2 separate regions of the Mus musculus genome follow, and region 2 is linked to region 1. Evidence: chromatin loops called from intact Hi-C (ENCODE). Cell type or tissue: left cerebral cortex. All regions are shown on one strand. Each heading gives the region's core, and the rest is flanking DNA. Links, peaks and the distances in the headings are about the cores only. Region 1 overlaps Ncoa3 (nuclear receptor coactivator 3). Region 2 overlaps Zmynd8 (zinc finger, MYND-type containing 8).

Region 1 (8,000 bases), core at 1-8,000:
TGTCCCGGAACTTAGTTTGCTGGGATTCAATGTGCGCACTACCAGTCGTTCTTTTTTTTTTTTTTTTTTGGCTGATGCCTTGATAGCTGCATCTGGTGTTACATACAGAATAATTTAAAAGGTTCATTTTCAGGTATCGGGAGACCTGGATAATCTAGATGCCATTCTTGGAGATTTGACCAGTTCTGACTTCTACAACAATCCTACAAATGGCGGTCACCCAGGGGCCAAACAGCAGATGTTTGCAGGACCGAGTTCTCTGGGTAAGGAAAACCAGAGTTTTTCTTTTTTGAAAGGTGAGGTTGGGTGGGGCTTTGTGAGGAGCCGAGGTTGCTCAGAGACAGACGTCCCAATGCAGGTGCTCCTCACTCGGTACAGTCGCATGTTCGCTTCCACCACGACCAGGAAGCAGCTGGAGGCCAGGCTGGCCTCTGCCTCCAAGTGCTGGGATCACCATGCCCGGCTCAGTAATTATTTATTTTTTTTTTTTTTTTTAAATTAAGTATAATACTTTTGGAAACAAGACGTTCTTTATTTTCAAGATTTATTTATTTATTATATCTAAGTACACTGTAGCTGTCTTCAGTCACTGCAGAAGAGGGCGCTAGATCTCGTTACAGATGGTTGTGAGCCACCATGTGGTTGCTGGGATTTGAACTCTGGACCTTCGGAAGAGCAGTCGGGTGCTCTTACCCACTGAGCCATCTCACCAGCCCCGGCTCAGTAATTATGATTCTTAGAGAACACATACCTGGGCCTTGGGGTAGACTTCTTCTTAAACATGGAGAATTGGGTTAAATGACCCAAACTGGATTAAATATGTCATTTTTGGTCCTTAAAGAAGGTCCTTGTATTTAACCCTGAGAGGTGCCTCTTCTCATTGTTTTGGTCTTTGCAGGAACCCTTCTCTCCCCCTTCTTTGTTTCTTTCTATCTTTTGCATCAGACTCCTCTCCTCCCCTCTCTTTCTTTGAGAAAGGGTAACCCTGGCCTTGAAATCACCAAGATTCATTTGCCTCTGCCTTCTGAGTGCTGGACTAAAGGCATGGCCTCCACACTTACTTAATTCCTTCCTTCCTTCCTTCCTTCCCTCCCTCCCCCCCTCCCTCCCTCCATTTTTTTGCAACAGGGTCTCATTACCTTCAGTTTTACTGTTTCCTAAACTGACTGGTCAGATTAGTCAAAGAGGTTGGGAAGAAACTGTGCACTTATTTGATTGGAAGGCAGCTTAACTTTTTGTTTTTATTGTAAAATTGTAAGTAGAGAATCTACTTCATAAGTGCGTACGTGGAAGCATCTCTAGGAATTAAAAGCATCTGTCCATTTTCTGTCTCCATCTCCCTCCTTCCTTTGTGTTGTTGGGCATCTGCATTCAGAGTCTCATGCTCCTTCAACATGGCCTACTGAGCCTCAGTGCTCAGCCTTGCCGTGGCATTCTGAGATAGGCATTGGACATGACCGTATTCGGCTACAGCTGAATGCTAGCTAGCACTTTGGCCAACATACAGACTTTTGTTTGTACTTTATTTGGAATTTGGGTTTTTTCTTTTCTTTTTGACATAAATATTTATTTTGTAGAAGAAAATGGTAGTGTTTGTTTTTATGAGAAAGGCTTTTTGTAGGGGGCTTAGTGTTTGATAGTTGCCCTTGATTATACTAATGTGGCAAGCTTCTGTGTTTTCAACAGGTTTGCGAAGTCCACAGCCTGTGCAGTCTGTTCGTCCTCCATATAACCGAGCGGTGTCTCTGGATAGCCCTGTGTCTGTTGGCTCAGGTCCGCCAGTGAAGAATGTCAGTGCTTTCCCTGGGTTACCAAAACAGCCCATACTGGCTGGGAATCCAAGAATGATGGATAGTCAGGAGAATTACGGTGCCAACATGGGTAGGTCATGTCTAAGTGTGGTCATTTCCTTAAACATGGAACTCAAGTAACAGCCTTAATATTTTAAGTTATTATTACTATATTTTTAATATAGTGCTCCTTCCATTGAACCATGGTGTCTTTTAAATATCCCGTTGGTTCAGAACACCTTTCTAACCTGTAACAAATACGTGAGAGTAGAGGCTTCTAGATACTGTCTTTGTAGGTGACAGCCCTACTCTCAGGGTGACAGTCCTGGCTACTGTAGTAAATAATGGTTCTCCCAGTGCACGAAGGGCTTTTGTGTGATGTGCTGGGTCAGACCTGATGAGCCCTCCCTAATTTTAGGCCCAAACAGAAATGTTCCTGTGAATCCGACTTCCTCCCCCGGAGACTGGGGCTTAGCTAACTCAAGGGCCAGCAGAATGGAGCCTCTGGCATCAAGTCCCCTGGGAAGAACTGGAGCCGATTACAGTGCCACTTTACCCAGACCTGCCATGGGGGGCTCTGTGCCTACCTTGCCACTTCGTTCTAATCGACTGCCAGGTGCAAGACCATCGTTGCAGCAACAGCAGCAGCAACAGCAGCAACAGCAACAACAACAGCAGCAACAGCAGCAGCAACAGCAGCAGCAGCAACAGCAGCAGATGCTTCAAATGAGTAAGCTGTCCCTTTCAATAAAAAATGGAAATCCCCTTTTTCGGCATAGGGGCAGGGTTGAACACAGGGTTTCTCTGTGTAGCACTGGCTGACCTGAAATTCACTCTGTAGACCAGGCTGACCTTGAGAACTCAGAGATCCACCTGCCTCTGCCTTGTGAGTGTTGGAATTAAAGGTGTGTGCCACCACCTGGCTGAAAATTTTGATTTGCTCCCCCAGGAACTGGTGAGATTCCCATGGGAATGGGAGTCAATCCCTATAGCCCAGCAGTGCCGTCTAACCAACCAGGTTCCTGGCCAGAGGGCATGCTCTCTATGGAACAAGGTCCTCACGGGTCTCAAAATAGGTAGGGTTTTATTTTGGGATGTGGGAATGCTTGCACTGGATTTAAGAGTGTGGGCAGGAGCAACCCTGGGAGAGTATGGAGAGACTGTTGACTTTGCCATCTGCTGGTGCAGGAAGCAGAGGCATCTGGAGGGTGGGAGGAGGCAGAACTACAGTTCAGCCTTCAAGACTTCCAAAAGGCTTCTTAGCAGTAATCTCCCATGCATTAGTAGCAGTTGGGAAAGACATGTTCTCATGGAGCCGATTACAGTGCCACTTTACCCAGACCTGCCATGGGGGGCTATTCAGATACTGTGCCTCAGTTTTTTTTTTGGGGGGGGGCGGGGCGGGGGTTGAGTGTTTGACTTCATGTATGACTGTGCATCACATTTGTGCAGTGTCCAAGGAGGCCAGAAGAGGGCGCCAGGTCCCCGACTGGAGTGCATCTTGGGCCTTCTTGTGCTTGCTCTACTCACAACTGCTGAGCCATCTCTCCATTATCTTTTAAAATCATCTACAACATTTCAGTAGTACAGATGGGAGTGAACTATTGTACTATCTTTTACTTTTTTTTTTAATGAAAGAAAAAGACTGGGAGTTTATTCTACATTTTAGCTTTAATTTGTTTAATAAACTACCTCTGAGAAATATCCCAGCCATGTCTTCTTTTTAAAAATTCTGTGTTTATGCAGAGGCTAGAGGTCAGCTGAAACACATACATCTCATAGTGCATACTTCAGTGTCATTGTGGGCATTGTATTACCATCAGCATTTACCACTAAATAGGAGAGACTGGTGGGTGTGAGTTTGAGGCTAGACTCTCAGAAAACTTAAAAGCCTAACAAGCTCTTCATCAGAAGAGCACTGGTTTGGTTTTTTTGTGGTCCTTGGTGTAGAACATAGGACCTCACCAACTCTAACCAAGCTGCATTGGAGCTGACTCACGTCTCTCTCTAGGCCTCTTCTTAGAAACTCTCTGGATGATCTGCTTGGGCCACCTTCTAACGCAGAGGGCCAGAGTGACGAGAGAGCTCTGCTGGACCAGCTGCACACACTCCTGAGCAACACAGATGCCACAGGTCTGGAGGAGATCGACAGGGCCTTGGGAATTCCTGAGCTCGTGAATCAGGTGAGTTGCAGTCTGTGAGAGCTGAAGAGCGTGGCAGTGAGTATGTCTTCATATTCATGGAGACAAACACAGCTTAAATTTAGACTGTGTACCTTTGTGTCACTTGTGAGAAAGTGTGAGTATTTGTCCCTTGTTTTACTACAGCCAAAGAAAACATCTAATGAAAACACTAGTTTTAAGAATGCTGCTTACTTAAATTTTTTAGTTTAACTTTATGATAATGGATATTTGTTTGTATGTACATCTGGTACATCTGTGCACTATGTACATTTTTGTGCCCACATAGGCCAGAAGAGAGTTTTGGATTCTTTGGGACTGAAATTACAGATGGCTGAGAGCTACCATATAGTTCTAGGAACAGACCCTAGCACCCACATCTCTGGCCCTAATAATAATTACCTAACTTTAAAAAAAATTAGATTTATTAATTTGACTTTATTATGTATGTGTTTTGCTTATGTGCGTATGTGTGTGCTTGGTACCTGCAGATGTTAGAAAAGGGTATTAGCTCACTTGGGGCTGGATTTAAAGATGGTTCTGAGCTAAAATGTGTGTTCTGGGACCTGGAACAGGGTCCTTGTCAAGAGCCCTCTCTTGGGCTGGAGAGATGACTCAGTGGCTAAGAGCACTGACTGCTCTTCCAGAGGTCCTGAATTCAATTCCCAGCAACCACATGGTGGCTCACAATCATCTGTAATGGGATCTGATGCCCTCTTCTGGTGTGTCTGAAGACAGCTATAATTGCACTCATACATGAAATAAATAAGAGGTGGCCTTCTCTTAGCCCCACCAAATGCTGCTTACTTTTATAACTTTTTCTTCAGTCTGTAGCCAACCTGTTAGGTGTGCCCAGTGTGCTGGTGAGGCAGGCCATGGGTAAACATGTTTACAGTGGCAAATTAGGTCATTGTCATCTCTTGCCTCTTTGTATACTCATCTCATGAAAATACACTTTTACAAGTTTATTTTGTTTTTCAGGAAAGACAGGATTTCTTCTCTGTGTAGCCTCCTGGCTGTCTTGGAACTCTGTAGACCAAGTGAGAGTAAGAGCCATTACTCAGAATCTTTGGTCAAATGAAGCAAGCTCTATTTTCTTCCAGACAGTGTTATTTCTCTAAAGCAGGGCTTGAGAAAACAGCATTGGACGTAGGAGAAGGTAGGGTTTATGAGAGAGCCTCAAAACTTCAAGTCTAGGGGGCTCTCAAGGGGTTTTCATTCTGTAGGAACTTGGCAGAACACTCAAAATTATTTGGCAGAGCATCTTATTAGGGTGAAGGTTAGGGGATAGGGTGTGGAACATGTCAAATTCCAGAAAATGGGTCAAGACATGGTTAAACCAAAGTTTTACAGAAAACAGAAATGAACTTATAATGACCTTGTAACTGGATAGCTGGTCTATCACATCAGGACCTTGTCACAGAAAGGAAAATGGCATTTGTTGTTTTTCTAGATGAGTAGTTTCAGTTTTTTCTCTCTCAGCTCCATTGTGTGGCTTAGGCATATGACCACACAAATAACAGAGCGTGTTTATTTAAAAAGATATTTACTAATATGATAGACTGGCTCTCACTATACTTTCTTGCAAGCTTGTTTGCTGGCCACGCATCTGTGCTCTAGAGTTTTCTAATGGGGTTTTGATTTTCTTGCTATGTGAGCGAGTTCAGGCTCAGCTGGCATGGCGGTTCAGGCTGAGCTGTCTGGTTTCATGAAGGTGCAGAGCTCATGCCGAGTCTTTGCAGTGTTGATGTTACCAGGCTGGCCATTTGTAGCGTGACACTCAGATGCTGGGCAATGCCCACTGTGAGCGTTTGCTGCTCCTTCCTTCTTTGTCATGGCTTGGCTTTAGCTTTATTTCCAGCTTAAGAGTGTTGCCGGGCATGGTGGGGCACAGCTTCAGCTTCAGCAATGAGGAGGCTGCTCCCTTGAGTTCCAGGCTATCCGGGTCTACAAGGTTCTAGGACATCCGGGGCTACATAGAAAAATCCTGTCTTGAAAAATAAAACAGACTCCCCACGCCCAAACACACACACACACACACACACACACACACACACACACACACACACCATCAAAAATTTCAAAATTGTGTTTAATACCCACAGTAATTTATTATAACAGTAAAATGCTGGTGAAATCTCAGAAGCGAGGTTGTTAACTGGGAAGCATTAAATGGTATCTAAGACATCTATAAAGACAGCCATAGGTGACAAGCGACACAGTGATCAGATAGTCTAGCAAGTACTGTTCTGTGGGCTGGCCCAAACTGGCACCACGACGCGTCAAGGTCTCCATGAAAGTGGAATTCGAGAAGTAGCTTCACAAAGCTGTCCTCTGACCTCCACATGTGCACATGCCACAACAGAGAAAGTAAGGTGAAAGTGTTACGGGAATTGTCAGCACAGTAGGTAGGATGATGTCTGTGATCCAGACAGGAAGTGTAGAACATGCTGAATAAATAGCCCGGGGACTGGTGACATGGTCTACTGTGAGTGGCCAGCAGCGGCTGCATGGAAGTCTCGGATATCTGGCTAAATTCTGCTTATACTGTGGGTTAGGTTGGGTCTCAGAACCTTCTGAATTCTTTACATTCATTTTAGTAGTCTGCCCAAGAGAAGGGAGATGAATGCATGTTGTAGGGCCGTGGGTGTGGGGGAATATAGGGAGTGGGAGAGAACCTGCATCCCACCAGAGTTCCGTTGCGGATGCGGGTGAGTAAGAAAGGTGAGAGCTTAAGAGAGAGGAGGGACCAAGCAGCCCCTTGATCTTGTAGTTGCAGGGTAGCTGTGGGGAGAAGCACTCCTGGCTAATGTCAGGTAACTGTGAGGGTGGAGTCTAGCTAGAATGCCAGGAGCTTGGGGCTTTGTTTGCGTGACTGATTGTCACAGAATTATGGAGCTGGGGGCTCTGTGGTGTCAGGCACCTGTCTCTGGGAACGTGGCTCACTGTTCCCTCCCTCTACTGGGTCACCTGAGCAAGCTCAACCAAAACAGGCTGCCCTTCACTGTCCCACACATATAGTTTGCGTGTTCAACGTAACATATAACTGCTTTATCAAAGATGTTGTATCTGGTGTGAGCAGGTTGGAATGATAAGATAGTAGAAGCATAAATACCCGTCACTGCAAGGGTCCACAGGAATCATGGGAAGGGTCCTGGGAGTGGGCCTCGTAGACTAGAAGGATAGTGAGGAGTAGTGAGGAGGCGGGAGGAAGGAGTCCTGGGGAGATTGGAGGAAAGCGGCTTTTCTATCTAGTGGGGAAGTGGGAGAATTGTAAATTCGTGATTTCTACTCTGCAGACTAAGTTTGAGTGCTGGGGACACCCAGATTCATTTGCATAAGCCAAGTGAGTTCAGAAATGTTTCGGGTAGAACGCATAATTTGATAGCTAGTTATCCTCTGTGTCTGAGCGTACCCAGACAGGAAACACTGTGAGAGAAGAGGAAAACCTGAGAAGGAACTTCAGTGTACACTCGACCCTTACCCAAGCAAGGGAAGGCTGCAGTGGGAGAGCATAGGTGGCAGAGCAGAATTGCAGGACAGGCTGCTCACTGTGTTCTTGGTTTGGGGGCCTGGGAGAAGGCAGAGGTGCACAGTGCACCCGACATTTCCTTTGGAACATGCCATCTGTTGCCAAGTAGACCTGTTGAGGATCAGTGGTGAGTGACCACCTTTAGTGTCTAACTGGGGAGTGCACTCAGAGATGGAGATCTGCAGAGGTGCTTTTCCTGGCTGACCTATTATTACCTAAATCATCTCTTGCTATTCACAAATTATGGGAGAACAACAGATTTGTAAAGTTTTATTACACTTTATTTTGTGTGTGTCTGTGCAGATTGCATGCACATTACAGACATGGAGCTCAGAGGACCACCTCTGGGAGTCAACTGTCAGCATTTGTGGCAGAGGCATCGAGTGGCACTGAGTCATTTCACCAGTCCTAAAGTGTGTGTGTGTGTGTGTGTGTGTGTGTGTGTGTGTGTGTGTAAGTGTGTGTGTGTGTGTGTGTGTGTAAGTGTGTAAGTAAGGG
Region 2 (15,933 bases), core at 4,144-12,143, 250 kb before region 1:
CTGACCCACGCAAAGCTCACAGTGATGGACTCAGTACCTCCACCCAGCACCAAGCACCTACTACCCAGGCATCAGCCCCATCCTTAGGGACAAGCCAACAGCCAAAGGAGCCCCAGGGGTCACCACCATACCTCGACTACCACCGACTACCACCCTCAGGACACAGCAGCGGCCTCCACAACACCAAGGTGCGTGTTTTAGTCAACCGCGCTCATTCAAGGACTTGCCCAACTGAGAGAGTCTGCCAAGTTTACACATAGCAGGCCATCCTACATGCCAGGCCACCAGCAGGGACTGAACCCTGAGCCCGAGAGAGTGGATGACTTAAGGAGGGGACCCAGGAGCCCCTCTTAAGTCCCTGGCATGTCATCGTGCTGGTGTGACAATGGAGTCTCTCACTCTGGTTCAGCGTCCCTTCTCTGGGCAAGCCAAACAGACCAGTGTTCACCTCCCCAAGAGAAATCGGCGCACCACCAGTCCACAGTTTTCTATTAACTAACCTGCTGGGTGGCAGTGGCACAGGCCTTTAGTCCCCTCGCTCAGGAGGCAGAGGGGGGCGGATCTCTGTGAGTTCAAAGCCAGCTCTAGTCTACAGAGCCAAGTTCCAAGACAGCCAAGCCAGGTGGGGGATGGTAGCCACACACCTGCAATCTCAGATACTTAGGAGCTCTTCAAGGCCAGCCTAGACTCCAGAGGCAGACCCTGCCTCAAAATAAAACAGAATGGCGCTGGAGACACAATGCAGGGTTACAGCACTTGTGTAGCAGTATCCCAAACCCTGGTTTAGCCATGATAGATGAAACTATCTAACTCAAGACTCAAATGTAAATTGTCCTTGGAGACCCTTTGTTAAAGCCTGCAACTTAGCCTTTTTTACAAACTACCAAGCCAGGGCCCCAACAACCCCACCCCAGCCGCAGCACCAACCCACTTACTTTGCTGGTGTACTTGGCAATGTCTGCGGCCACGTCGGCCGAGGCGGTGGCAATGGGAAGGTCGGCATTGATTGCAGACGCCAGGGTGCTTGCTGAGCCCGAACTGCTGACCAGGGCTGCCGGCTGTGTGCTGGTCACCAGCGTGATGGTGGACGTGGATGGGCTCTGGGTGACCTCCTTCTGCTGGACAGCTAAGAAAGCAAAGGGTCGGGTCACTCCACCCATACAGAAAAGCACATCCCAGCAAACAGCCGGGGCGAGGGAGGGAAGTCTTCTTATAGCTTCCCCTAGCCAGCGTTTGAACTACGAATGCCAGTGTCTCACCTTGCCCAAGCTCGAGCCTGGCTCCTCTGAGCTCTCTTCTCCACTAGGCGCCAACCTTGCACTACAAAGACCTAAGCAATCATCTTCAGGAGCTAACTCAAGGCTGTTCAGTTTAGGGGACTTAATCGAGCCTTGAAGCACCAGGCTACCAGAAGGACTTAACAGCTGGATGCAGCCAACATCTGAAGACGTGAAACCTCTGTCTTTCCATCTCTATGAGAAGGTAAGAACTTTGGCCATTCATTGGCAAACCCGGACAGCTTCACAAACAGACCCTCTGGCTTTCATTACAAGGCCTGAGCCCTTTCTACCTTTGAAAGTGCCAGCCACCCCTGCACCAGTCACCCTGGACCCCTTCCTCAGGTATGACAGACCCAGTGTCCTACTAATTAAAATCACTTCCTGCCTGAAGGGAGTAAGAGTCTGTCACTCATTAAAATCTCAGCCCTTGACATCTTTGGTGTTTGCAGTGTTGGGAACTTAACCCGGAGCTCTGTGCATGCTGGGTGAGCATTCTACGCAACTATACCCGTGACCCAATAACTTTACCGATCCGTCAGCACAGCGCTCATTAAAATCAACGCCTTTCGTTTTAATTGGTGGCAAAACAGTACCACGCTCATTGAAGTCAGTCCTTGCCACAGCGGCTAAAAAGGCAATGTGGTATGAAGAGAGTAAAGCCACTACTTGGCCATTTTAATCACTGGTGGTTACAGGAGCCTCTGCTGATCAAAGTCTGACCCAGCAGGCTATATATAAGGCGTGTTGAGGGAGTAACCACTGCGTCAAGTCTGTCTCCGCTGCTTTACTGATTAAAACTGGCCCTTCCCAGTTGCAATAAGCCTTACAACCTGACACAGGACTATCTGGAAGCTGAGGACCCTACTGCCACCAGGTCCTGGCATTGCAGCCACCTACCCTATCTGCAGGAGACAGCCTTAGATAGAAACAGAATCCAACAAGGGGTTGCCCTAATCCCATGTCCACTGCAGTACTTGAGAGCTCACTCTAGACCTGTCCAGCTTTTCAGGCCTTCTCCAGCCACCTGGCCTTGAGTCCCTGAAAGTGTCCCTGTGACTGACCTGTTACCTCACTGGGATGAGCTCTGGGAGCATGGGGGAAGGACAGAGCGAGTGTGAAGGAAGCTCCTTTGCCCCAAGAAACCAGACCCACATTAGTGCTCCTGAAGCTGGGTTCAGACAATTGAGCGGAGCCATCAGCTGCAGGACAGAGACTGGCCTCCAGCACTGAGTTCTCAGAGGCCGGCTCACCTTGGCAGGGGTTTGGAAGGAAACTGTCCCCCCTACCGATTCCTCACACTCTAAAGACTTTCCCACAAAACGCCTGGAGATTCCCAGATGCTCACAAGACATAGTCATTGCAGCATATCTTACAATGGGAAAAACTAAAAGCATCCTCAATGCCCACCAGCAGGTGAACACCTTAAATGAACTAGGGAATACTATGCAGCAGTCCAAAAGGATAAGACACAGACAGACCTCTAAAACATGCTGATGGGTGGGAGGGAAGGGGGAAAAAAAAAATCAAGAATGGTACCATTTTTGCTTTAAAAAAAAAGAAAGAAAGAAAGAAAAAAGACAATATTTTATGGTATAATATTATATGGTATAAAAACAAACGTATAGGCATGCACTGGGAGAGGCATAAGGACAACAAATGATTGTCACAGAAGGGTGGACAATGACAGGGACAGCGAATGGGCCCACATTGAGCATTCTGAATTCTACACACATATCCTGTCCCCTCTGTAAAGAGGAAACACGTATCACTTATAAAACAGAATAAAAAAAAATCTTTAAAAAAAAAAATCAGGCAAATAGTGCTAGCAAGCCAGTTTTTAAAAAAATAATTCCATATGGGATGATAAGGCCTGCGGTGACCATGACACATAGGGATGTAGGGGAAAAATTCAACAAGGGTGGCCTTTCTCCTGTTAGTGTGGCAAAAAGGGGGTGGGCGCCACAGAGAACAGAAGGGGGCGCGGTACCTTTCACAGCCTGTCTGGTCTGATATCTCGTCCCCTGGGAAGACTGAGGCTGCTGCTGCTGGCTCTGCTGTTGGCTCTGCTGTTGTTGTTGCTGCTGCTGCTGCTGGCGCTGTATCTTCTGCATGTGCCACTTTTGGGAGGACGTTTGAAACTTACTTGATGCGTTCCACACGACCCGCTGCACAGCTGGGACAGTCTCCTTCGGTAAGAGCGGCCTCTGCTTCTTCACCGGGCTTCCCGTGACGGCGGTGGCCGGTGCCGTGACTGTGACGGTAGACATCGTGCTGGTGGTGGCGGCGGCCACGGTGACCCCAGCCGCGGGTGCTTGGGTGGCTGAGCGGGTGAGTACCGGTGTCTCTGGGGGAGACTGGTTGCCCGCCGAAGTGGACGACGGTGGCGGTTTACCTATAGCTACAGCCAGGCAGGGTGGAAACAAGCAGAAACTGGATTGGCTTCCTGAGCTGGGACTTCACATGGCAGGCCAAGTTCTAGGTCAAACCCAGCAGAGGCAGACTGCCTGAAGGAATTTAGAGGGCCCCTGGAGCCCCAAGGACAAGCATGGTCTCTGCAACAGCTATGAATTATGCCTTACTGAGCACAAACTAATATCCCAGATGGAGAAGTCACAAGCCTTCTGGGGGAAGAAGAGAGCAAGACCCAGCCCCCATGCTGAGCAGTAATTAACTAGTGGCCCAGGCTGTGGGTAATGGAGACTGCCTAACTGCAGCCCTTCTTCCCCAGGAGGAGCTCTTGGCAAAAGCAACTGGCTGTCAAAAGGTGTGCACACCAAATCTACTTTCCCCTTTGACAAAGCCACTGGGAGGGGCGACCTAGACATTTAACAAAGGAATTCAGCCCCAGGCCAGAGAACCTTCTGTTAACACCTTCGGCCCAGCCTAGCCTGCATTCTGGATGTGTCTGCGCAGCCCTTCATGGATAGCAAACAATGCTGAATTTCCTATCCTACAATGGTCAAGTCTAAGCCCCCTTTTTCCCTAGACAGGCTTTCTCTGTGTAGCCCTGGCTGTCCTGGAACTTGCTCTGTAGACCAGGCTGGCCTTGAACTCAGAGATCCGCCTGCCTCTGCCTCCCATGTGCTGGGATTAAAGGCATGCGCCACCATACCTGGCTTTTTAAAGTTTTCTTAAAAGCGTTAAGTTGGGGGCTGGGGATGTAGCTCAGGGGCACTATTCGACTGCAATGACCTGGGCTTAAGTTTGGAGGGCTGTGGGCGGGACGGGAAGTCAGTGGAGAAGCTGCACAGTATACTGAACTTACTTATAAAGAGGAGATTGGGGGTGTGGGGGGAGCCTGGAGAGATGGCTCAGTACTTAAGAGCACACTGACTGTTCTTCCGAAGGTCCCGAGTTCAAATCCCAGCAAACACGTGGTGGCTCACAACCATCATCATGATCAGATCATGAGATCTGATGCCCTCTTCTGGTGCATTAGTGTACTTAGATTAAATAAATCTTTAAAAAATAAAATGAAAAAGGGAAGATGGTAGCAGCTGCAGAGGTGCCAGCTTGTACTATACCCCATTCAGGGTACTTAGAAAACACACACCAAACATGGTGGGGGGGGGGTGGCTTTGCCACCAATGGCCACATTCCTTGGTATCCTCTTAGATCCAGATCACCCAGAGAAACACCTGGAAATTCCAGATCTTGAGCAAGCTTCGGGTTACAAGAAGCCAAGGAGAATGAAGAGAAGAGTTGCCATCTCCTCTGAGGCGAAGGTCTACAGCTTAGTGAGCACCTCGCTCCTCTGAAGACTAGAGCTCCAGAGTGAGAGAGCTACAGGGAAGCGGGGCTGGCTAGTCCCTTGGCTGGCCTGACTGACATACATCAGACCCTGGCTGCCCTGGGTATAGAAGCAACTCTGAACTTGTCCATGCTAGGCAGATGTGCCTAGCAGGGTTCTAACAGGAAGCAGCTGCAGGGTGGCTTGTGCTGCTGCCGGTGACACAAATGTCATCAGGGCCTCAAGAAGGTCAGTTCCCGCCGGGCAGTGGTGGTGCATGCCTTTAATCCCAGCACTTGGGAGGCAGAGGCAGGAGGATTTCTGAGTTTGAGGCCAGCCTGGTCTACAAAGTGAGTTCCAGGACAGCCAGGGCTACACAGAGAAACCCTGTCTCGAAAAAAAGGTCGGTTCCGCTCTACTCTCCTTACTAGCTTTGTGAGGTATGCCTACTTGTTGGTGATTTTTTTGTTGTTTTTGTTTTTTTGAGACAGGGTTTCTCTGTGTAGCCCTGGCTGTCCTGGAACTTACTCTGTAGACCAGGCTGGCCTCGAACTCAGAAATCCGCCTGCCTCTGCCTCCCAAGTGCTGGGATTAAAGGCGTGCGCCACCACTGCCCGGCTGTAGATCTTTTTCCAATAGACAACAGTATCAGAAACAAGCTCTCCAGTTGTGCCAGGTAGGGCTTGTTAACCACAAGAATATGGAAATTTCTTCAGTAGGGTGAATTCCAGAAATTTCTTCGCTGATTTCTTCAATGGGGAGAATTCTGGGGTTTGGGGCGGGGTGAGTAGAAAGCTCTGGGCAGTTCAATTGTCTTAGAAAACTCTGAGGGTGTAACCAATCACTCTAAAGAAATGCAGATTACCTACCAGCCCCAGTAAATTGCTAAACTGGCCTGCAGAACTTTGCATTTGTAAAACCTAACAAACAGCCCCCCCCTCCATGGGAACACCCACAGTGAAGGGCAGTCATAAGGCTTTGTCTACATCTGCTCCTGAGCTGGGTAGCTGCACTCCACAACCCTCTTCACTTCAGGATGGACCAGAGGGAGCATGGCTGTAGAGAAGCTAGGAGCATCGCCTAGCCACCTCGGAGAAAGACCATCCACCCACCACCAAGGAGCTTCACAGGGACACCGGTTTACAGAAGTAAGTTTTGCCTCAGACCTTGGGAAATTGCTCTCTGATTGTGTTTAGTTCTAGAATCATCTTTCACTCAACCTACCACCAACTCGGGGTTTGCGGGAGATCCTGGCTGTTTCCTTCAGACATCACATCCAGAAACAGCTCTGCCAGAATGCTAACACTTCTTAAAATCATAACCTCCAATTTCCGTGGATCTTTCTGCTCTCACTGATAGGAAGCTCACGACCAAAGTGAAAGCTCCTGCTCACGATCCCCCGAAGTTGGGAGGGCACGCTTTGCTTGGTCTGTTTTGTTTGAGACAGGGTCTGATGTAGCCGAAGCTGGCCTTGAATTCTCTACTCCTCTACCTCCAAATGCTGGGGTTAGAAGTTTGGGTTACCACACCTACCTATGCTAGTACCTATCTGTAATATAAAAAATTTCCCCTAAGCCAGGGCAGAAGGCAAATCAATCGAAAGGTTCGTTTCAAGGCTGGCAAGGTCCCTCGGTGGCAGAGAATCTTGTCACTGAGGAAGCTGCCCTAAGTTTAATTCTCAGGATGCATGTGGTGGAGAGACCTGACTCGTGAGTAGTCCTTTGACCTACACACACACATAGACACACATACACACAAACCATTTAAAAAAAAAAAAAGCTTGTTTCGGAAAGAATAGGAGGTTCTGAGTGTCATGGGAGAAGGGGAGTCCCACAGTCCTGCATGGAGGAAAGGTCAGGCCTAACAAGCAGGCTCTCTACCCTAGGCAGATTTCCGAGGCCTTCAACAGGCCTTGGTGGAAGCTCAGGCGCCCTTACCCCCCCCACCACCACAGCACCACAGGGATCCCGTTCCTTTTTCTCTGCCACAGGGTAAGAACTGAGATTCTTGACCACCCGCTTAGGCATCTCACAGGGAGAAAGGTTCTCAAAGCCCAGCAAGGGCTTGCTGTAAGTCTCCCTACAGCAATGCAGGCGCCAATTCCCACCTTATTCCTGGTTACGATGAGAGATTAGCTCCTATCAGAAACAAGACACTCAAACAAAACAAAACAAAAAAACCTGGCTATCCATCACCAAACACACGCCGCACCTAAGTGATGCCGCCCCTCCACCCTCAATGGACCACTCAGGATCTTGGATGTTGTTGGATGTTACTGGCATCCTCCAGCCACCCATTTTCCCAGCCAAAATCTTGCTATGACTCTGTTAGGGGAAGGACACTCTTCACCCAGCCCTTTCAGCCTAGTTTCCAGAATGCTCACTGCTGCACATAGTCACCTCCTCCTAATAGGCACCAAGCCTCCAGCAATTCAGGCTGTGGTCCTCAGCCTGGTAGGTTCTGCCCACTAGGAGGAGACATGTTTGGTGGACGGATGCTCTCACCATCTAGTGGCTAGAGGCCAGAGTTGCACCTACACCACCTCCACTGTAAGGAGCAAAGAAATCCAGGGAATCCCAGGGCTCAGATACCTCAACGCACATAGGACAGACAGACAGACAGTCATGTCCGGTAGGTACTCAATGAGGTCTCTTACGTTTTCAGCGGTAGGGCAATTCCTAAGGGATGGTGCTTGCCTGGTTGTGAGGCCATGGGTTCAATCACCAGCACTTTTAAATCTGGTATGATGGTAAATACCTCTAATCCTATCACACTGGAGGTAGAGGCAGGGGGAATCTGAGCTCAAGGATTTGTAATTCGAGGCCAAACGGAACCATGTGAAACCTTAAGCAAGCAGACTTAAGGCTAAAGTGAACTCACAGGAAACAGGTTCAAGTCCCGTGGGATATATTTTTCTGGTTCACTGTGTTGAGGATAAGGTAGGGTCATATGCAGATCATGGCCGTCTGTACCAATCTGGGACCCTGAGACATTCCCTGTCATAGTGGGTTGGTGGTAGGGTGCAGGGCCTGACTCGTGCCAACATCAAACAACAGTCAGAGCCCGTGTGACTTCTGTGTGACTTACCGTCTTGCTTAGGCGACGGCACCTTGGGATCTTTCTTGTTTTTTCGACCCTCCCTCCCAGAAGGATCCTCTCCTAAGTCTATGACAAGTTCGCTCTCCGAGTCCGAATCCAAGCCCAAGTGCACTGTGGGAGAATCCGTTTCATCCTTTCCTTTCAGTTTGTCCTTTGTGGGATGAGGTGATGGCTTTGCTTTCTCTACAAAGTCCTTCTCAGGCTCTGGGCTGGCCTTGTCCTTGGCGGGTGTGGGGTCCGGCTTCTCGCTGACAGGAGAGTTGCTCTTCGCTTCCTCTTTGACCTCTACCTGGTTTGTGGGTTTGGGCTTCCTTTTGATGGCAGGGGCCTCTTTGTCCACCCGACTCCCCTCTTTGTCCTCGGGGTCCTCGGGCTCATTCTTGGGCTTCTGTTCCTCATCGCTGACGTACTCGCTGTCGCTGCTCTCCGACTTTTCGGAGTCCTCGGAATCGCTGTGCTCCACGGCTGTATAAACATCCTCTGAGATCTCATTTATGCCTGAGGTCAAAGAGGAAAAAACATCAGCACAGCTCAGCCACGCACACCGTCTCCGGTGGGAACAGCAAGGCAGAGGACTTTAGGGTCCAAAGAAGGCAGAAGACCTGCAGACTGTCGGGTTTTACACAGAGCTAACTCTGAGGCTGATGATGGATGGGGGTTGGGAGATGGGGCGGTTAAAACAGAGGCCCGGAGAAGCCAAGTATCTAGGCAGAAACCAGATGGGACCCAAACAAGAAGGCTGGGGCTTCCCCAAGTGTAAAGAGGCAAGTCCAGAAGGCCAGAGCCTTGGGGAGTGCACACGTTTGGGGGTGGGGGGTGCGGCTCAGCCCTAATTGCATCTGCATCTTCATCCTTCCTGGGCAATGCTGGCAGCTTTACCTGAACACATTGTCTTTTTGCCCTTTTTTTAAAACTAATTTATTTTAAAGATTTATTTATTATTATTATTCATTAGTACACTGTAGCTGTCTTCAGATGCACCAGAAGAGGGTGTCAGATCTCATTTTGGGTGGTTGTGAGCCACCATTGTGGTTGCTGGGATTTGAACTCAGGACCTTTGGAAGAGCAGTCAGTGCTCTTAACCACTGAGCCATCTTGCCAGTGCCCCCCCCCCCCTTTAAAAAAAAAAAAAGCTGAGAATTCTCTACTGAATTCACAAGTGAAGAACTTCAACCTAGGAATCAAGGCAGGGGCGTCTATTCAAAGAACAGAGGAGATGGCCAAACTGGGGTGCTAGTCTCTAAGTAGCAAACAGCGGTTGGGTAATGGGGGGAACTGCCAGACCCCCTTTAGTGGAGGCAGGTCTCTAAGTAACCTGGTACAAAGCTGAATCCCCCGTGCTGCTCAAGTGCTCATGGGAATGCACTGTCCTTCTCACGAAGGGGACAAGATGAAGCCACATCTGTATACGTCCCTTAAAGGATGCAGGCATAGGATAGCAGATGTCACGCACACATATAAGCCATTCCCCCAAAAGAATGGTAAAGAACCAAATGGCCAAGTCTCAGCCATGATCAGAGGGAAACTCCTGGAGGACAAGAGCCAGGCAGAGCCAAGGCACAAGCAGTTGTCAGCACGGTTGCTAGGGAACTGCATCTGCCTCCCCCAGGGCCCCACAAACATGAGGTCTTTAATGATGGCCCAGTCAGAGCTTCGTCCTACTGGAAGGTGAGCATGAGGACAGAGGCAAGAACTGTTATCTAGGGGACATTGGGCAAGTGGCCGGCTCAGCAAGCTTCATAGTTTTAATCTGTAAAGATGGAGCTAGGGTTATTCTATGACACCCTGAATAACACAGACACAGGGCTCGGCAGAACGTGGTGGGTCCAGGAGGGGGCAAACAAAGAAAGAAAATTTTAATGAGCAATGGAAAGACCCAAGAGAGACCCCAGAATAGCCCTGCAATCCCTGCCTCTCAATGTCCTGGTGGGACAGGGGCCCTATCAAGGACACCCTTGTATCATCTCAGGATTGAAACAAAGGTCCCCATTCCTCTAAGAATATCATGAAGGCTGATGCCTGGTACCAACCTGGGGACCTTGTCTGTGGGGAAGGCATGTCGTGCAAGAGAGACAGACCTGAAGCAATGGTGGGCCACTGACAGACAGGACAGGACCACATCTTGATCAGGATGGCTTAGCTATGCAACCTCCACCCTCTCTAAATTCCACTGAACACACTTTCCTCCTCTGCTTGTCACTAGTGCCCATTTCTTTAATTGGCCTGTGGGAGACAGCTGGCTATGGCTGTCAGAGCCTGAGCTTTGACCCTAGAAATCTATCTTAGAATCCAATGAGACCCCACTGGTCTCACACACACACACACCCATCCCCAGAAAACCCCTAATTATAACTCCCTTCTCACTTAAGGATCCAGGGTACCGACCAACACCAGAGACCTCTCAGGATGACCCTCACTCCTGGATCCCTTACTGTTCAGACCCCCTGAGTTAATTAACTCCCCAACCCAGTATTCCAGAACATTAGCTATATGCATTAGAGCAGCTGCCATGGAGGAGGCGAAGCCCTGTGAGGTCGGCTCCCTATTTGTAAAGATCCCTTAGAGGGCAGGGCCCACCACCCAAGGACCCCTCATGCTTTGGGGCAAGAAAGGAATACAGGATGACAGCCAACAGAAAATTAAAGAGACTTCCAGAAGGTGAAGTATGTGTGGGGTGTGGGTGGGTGGGCACACCTGTAGGGTTGGTCTTTATAAAACCCACTCAAGAGCAATGCTACGACCCCTGAGTTTGGAGGTCGTAGCACTCCCACGCCTGATGTTCTCGGGCTAGGAAAAACCCGAAACAGCAAATGTGAAATAACTCTGGCTGCAGCACATTCTAACTATCCACAGAGATGGAGGTCCCGGCAGCTGGTGAGGTCCCAGCGAGCCACGCCTTCTCTCCAGGTGCATCTCCAGAGACTAGCACCCCCCAGTGCCAGCAGCCGGGACGCACCTAGCTGTGCTTTGCAACTCTCTATGGTCTTGTCCAGGTTGAGCTGGAACCGGCTTCGAATCTGCCGCTTGGGAGAGATGAGAGGGACGGGGGCTGACTGCTGCTGGACCGACTCGCTCAGCTCCTTCAGGTCCATCTCGGCCTTGCTTCGATCTGGAAGACACCAGTATAGCCTCAATCAGACCAGGTTCTCACACTCCACCACCCACCACTCAGGTGAGCAGGGTGCTAATTACGTTTTTATATTCAGCCACAGCAGCATCCAGCTGCCCAGAGAAAACAGCATGCCCGCTGTGGCGTGGCGGAGAGCAACAGGAAACACGTGGCGGGCAGGCTAACTCCCCCCCCCCCCCCCCCCCCCCGGCCCCGGCCCCGAAAGGATTGAGTATAGAAAATGCTTATCCCAGCTGCTGGTAACATTCGCGGGCTCAGCTGCATTGAGAGAGCTGCCAATAATCTATCCAACCTCAATTAACAGGAGGGAAACACCTGCCTGGCTGGGGTCTAAAGACAGCTTCCTTCTGGCATGAGACATGGTACCCCCAAGAGGACAGACACCCTGAGCATGTCCCTGCAGTCTCCAGAGCTTAACTTCCATTTCCCTGTCTGTCCTGGCTAAGGACTTAACAACAAAGATAGGAATTAGGGAACCTGTCCTTTCTAGCTTGGGCGTCAGCACCCAAGGCAGGTTGGGAGAGAGGCAGGGGACAACTCCTGTGGTACTGACCTGGGCTGAAAAGTCTTCTCAGGCGAGCCAGGTCAGCCTGACACTCAGGTCTCCGGTTCCCTGGCTACCTCTGGCAAGATGCTGGCTGCCAGACCAGCTAGACCAGATTTCCAAAGACTAGTGAGTTCCCTGAATTGTATGTAGCTCAGTGCCCAAAGAGGAGAGGAGGCGGTGGTGCAGAAGGGAGCTTTGCTGGGGCTTTGAAAGCCCTTTGGTTGATCTGTTCTCCGCAACATCACCTCCAAACCACCCCAGCTGACCCCAGATTCTATCAGTGACAGAAACACCCCTTCCAAGCCCATTCCCTCTGGATCTGAGCTGCCTTTCTGTTACCACAAACCCTGGGCCTCCCTCCACTGCTGTCAGAGAGGCCACTCAGCAATCTGAGAGCCGGACAGGAGGAGCTGTTCCTGATTTTGATCCCAGCCAGGCCCCTTCCCGTGACACAGCATCCCCCAACATCATTCAGCTCCTGGCAGCCCCTGCCAGCCCACACATACACAGTCAGACAGAAAGCCCCAAAGAGCTGTGACCCATTCGTTACCACAATGATGGCCCCCACTGGGAGAGAATCCGCCCCCAACACGAGACCACGGACACACAAATGTATGTAGCAAATGTTCACAGCAAGTGGAGACACGACACGTGAACACATGCACACATATGTGTTCTTGTGTGCATCTAGGATCCGCTGGAATAGTATGTCTGTGATCCAGAGGGAAGCAAGTCCCACCTGCAGGTCTGCTCTTGCTTTCTGGACCTAACACCCATCTTGATGGCCTCCACTCCATGTGTTCCGTGAGCACACTCAAGCATGCTTCCGGGGGCTTTCAGAGATGAGGAGAGAGCATTAAGTCTTCCAGAGAAAGAGATGGAAGCTATTCTCCTTCGTCCACCTTTGTCCCCAAGCACCTGAAGCCCATACCTCAGCCGGTCTGGAGGACCCGGGTTGGGAAATCAGGACCAGGGGACAGTTTGCCTTAACCACTATAAGCCCACATCACAGGAAGACAGCTGGACCTGGCCTGCCGATGGGGCTGTGGACAGGTGTGTAAGAGCACACACTCTCCTTAGCATTCCCTTAAGGTGGGCGGGTGATTGCCAGGAGTTCAAGGACAGCTTGACCTACACAGCAAACAGGGAGCCTCTGCCTCTGCCTACTGTGTGTGCCTATGTCTCAAAGGCTAAACTCTTAATAGGAGAATCCAAAGTACCCATTTTACAAAGCAAGGCATCCCTTGGCCAGTAAGCTATTTTATCCTGTAAGAAGAAAGCGACCAAGGCATGAGGGCTGGGATCAAGACTAAGGCCAAGGCTTTTGGAGACGTAATGACCCATCCTGGAGTGCTGGCTGGGGCATGCCTCTCCTCCTGCAGGAGAGAGCATCAGCTCTTCTCACACTGTCCTTCTAGGCTGGGGTGGGCTCCAGCTCCCCTAGGCTACCAGCATTTTGAATGCTTCAGCTCCTGCTATAAATGGAAGCCAGAGAGAACAAATAGCCATGCTAGATAAAGGCTCCTCCATTTCTGTGAGGGAGAACAGAGCTGAACAGCGACATCACGGGGGCAACTTGGCAGCATCTCTAAATGCGCACGAAGCCCGTGAGGCCTCCTGCCCTCCCTTCCCCTTCTATGGATTTGCCTCCTATGTGGGCAGAAATGCCTACACTGTAGCTATGTCGGAATGGACAACTACGTCATGCCCATAGGGATGAAGGCTCCAGATTACCCTCAAATGGCACCGGGATAAACAGGAGTGCCGAAAACACAGCGGGGGAAAGATTCCTAGGTTGGCATCAAACGGCAACCCATTCTAGGAAAAGGAAACCAGGGGCATAGCCAAGGTTGGGGTGGGCAGAAAGAGACAGGACGGGAATATGATTACAGGTGTTCCTGAGGTGCTCAGCATCAGTGCTGACGGCAGGGGACATGGGGACATGGGGCTAAGGCCGTCTTAGTCCTAGTGGTGGGGAGTGCTGTCCCACCGGTGCAGTGGTGTAAAACCCCACTGTCTGCTCGCTCCAGCCAGGGGCAGCCACATCCTAGAGAACAAACACTGCCAGGGATGAGACTCAGACCTCAGACACAGAGGAGAGGGAGGGCAGGTGGCAATGTCACCTGGGAGACAGGGATGGAGATGGAGGCTCTCTCTGACCTACAGTGATGCTCTTCCCGAGGCTGGCAGGACCATTGCCGGAGGACAAGGACACACTGGCATTGTCCAGAGTGCCAACTTCCTCGGCTTCCCCTGTCCATGGGTGAGATAAGCAGGAGGGCCAAAAGTTCAAGGCCTGCCTTGACTTGAGGTCGGTATAGCTATATGACAACCAGTCTCAAAAAAAAAAAACCCAAAAAAACAAAAAACAAAATCAGAAAAGGCCCATCAAAGGGGATTGGCCATGAAAGGCATCACACTGACAAACCTACCAGCCTGGGTCTGGCCCTGGGACCTGGGAGGAAAGAACAGCTCCCCACGCTGCCCTTTGACCCCTACAGATTCATGCAAAATGTGTGTGAGAGAGAAAGATAGAGGGAGGGAGGGGCCTTTAATCCAAGCACTCAAGAGACAAGGGCAGGCAGATTGCCAAGTTCAAGGCCGGCCAAGGCTACATAGTGAGCCCCTACTTTATGGGGAAGTGATTTGCCCCATGTCTCCAGTTTGGCCCTGCTTAGCTGGACAGTGGTTTCTCACCATCAGTCTCCAGGACTCTCTCACCGCACATGAGTGGATACAGAATCACGCACACTCCCCTCCTCCCTCCAACCTTCCCCCCCCCACCACCACCACGCACAGCATTCTCCAGGGTCCCCAGTGGAGCCCCTACCTATGAGGCTGAAACCCCACCCTAGGAACCCACCCACGTGTCTGACGCTTTCAACCTGACTGAATGAAATGAGACATGTACTCTAGAAGGAATTATGGGGGTTGGAGGGGTCACAGGACAAAAATCATGGATTCCCCAGAGCCACCTTTGAGCCACCACTGCTGTACCTCAAGCTTCAAAGACCCAGGATACCACAAGGATGCCCAGTGGGCTCCGTGGTTTACGGAATAAGCTATTCCTGCCAGGCGTGATTGGCAGAAAGGAAGTGTCACCACGAGAACGCCTCTGTTCCACAGAGCTTCTGTTCAGAGTGTGAAGGTGGGAGGAGGCCCTGAGAAAAGAAACCACATTTCTAGAACAAATGTCCCAAGGCAGCAATCGGGTCCCTTCTGAATCAATCGAGGAACCAGCTGGTGGCTCTGGATGGAGTCCTAGCAAGGACCCTGGCTGTCCAGCTGCAGCCATAAGGCAAGGTAGGAAACTGGACTACACCTGGTGGCCGCTAGTCCTGTTGCCCTGGGAACAAGTGGTGTGGCCTGGATGGTGCTGTGAACTCAATACCATATACAGGTGGCCTCCCTCCCCCCAAGGTGTCTGGAATATCACAACCCCTTGGCAGTGGCTTTCTCTGTGGCCTCCTGCCCCTGCTCTTCCCTCCACTGATCCCTACCTGCTCCAGTGGCCCAGGGCCCCTGCTCCTTCCGAACATTCTAAGGCTAGCTCTCAACCTCAGGGGATCCACTGGGGCTGGGTGGATCTCTGCGCTGAGGTCATCATCAGCACCAGACACTAAGCTGCACCTCCAGTCTGTAGCCACTAGGTGGCAGCATTCAATTACTCAGAAATATGGAAACTACAGGCCTATAGCAGCCAACCTGTACAGATCCCAGAAATTCTAACCTTCTGCCCCTTGCTCCCTGCTATGCAGGCCACTCTAGGCTGCATAGAAATTTAACTGCAAACTAGAACTATATGCATAGACCTTGTCTCAAACACATACACACACACACCCCATACCAAGTGGAGCCAGGCCTGGTGGCACATGCCAATAACTACACTTGGAAGGTAAAGACAGGATCATGTGATCCTGAGCTACAAGGCAAGCTCAATCCAGATGAAAGAATTCACATTTTATAAAATGAGAAATGGTTACAGAGATGCCTCCTCAGTTAAACCGCACTGGCTGTAACTTTGGAGGCTCAGGACTGAGTCCCAGCACTGCCATGGTGACTTAGAGCCATCTGCAACTCCGGTTCTGCAGAACCTCATGCCTTCTGGCCTCCACAGGCAAGAGACAGGCATGTGGCACACAGACAC

What was found. A loop is a pair of places that touch in the nucleus more often than their neighbours do. Peaks named below come from ENCODE experiments on the same cell type or tissue, not always from the same donor. Only the 100,000 strongest peaks of a DNase experiment are listed, where the experiment ranks them.
Region 2: a loop joins it to region 1, with 3 times the contacts of the local background. A loop is called at or near these places in 3 of 42 quality-filtered maps.

What each region holds. Positions count from the first base shown.
Region 1 is chr2:166,056,956-166,064,955 of GRCm38, forward strand. It overlaps Ncoa3 (nuclear receptor coactivator 3), which reads left to right. Exons shown (of 23, transcript NM_008679.3): 13 at 134-263; 14 at 1,687-1,881; 15 at 2,209-2,520; 16 at 2,740-2,866; 17 at 3,802-3,973. Among named protein-coding and RNA genes, the nearest start is that of Gm52534, 59 kb to the right of the region's middle. In left cerebral cortex, for the core only: CTCF peaks have their summits at 3,263 (motif pointing right) and 4,642 (motif pointing left); DNase peaks (open chromatin) are centred at 2,970 and 3,238; H3K27ac peaks cover 1,281 bases.
Region 2 is chr2:165,804,252-165,820,184 of GRCm38, forward strand. Zmynd8 (zinc finger, MYND-type containing 8) reads right to left here. Exons shown (of 23, transcript NM_001363020.1): 13 at 11,066-11,218; 14 at 8,098-8,607; 15 at 3,268-3,678; 16 at 936-1,126. Among named protein-coding and RNA genes, the nearest start is that of Gm11465, 69 kb to the right of the region's middle. In left cerebral cortex, for the core only: CTCF peaks have their summits at 4,707 (motif pointing left), 7,489 and 11,066; a DNase peak (open chromatin) is centred at 7,495; H3K27ac peaks cover 425 bases.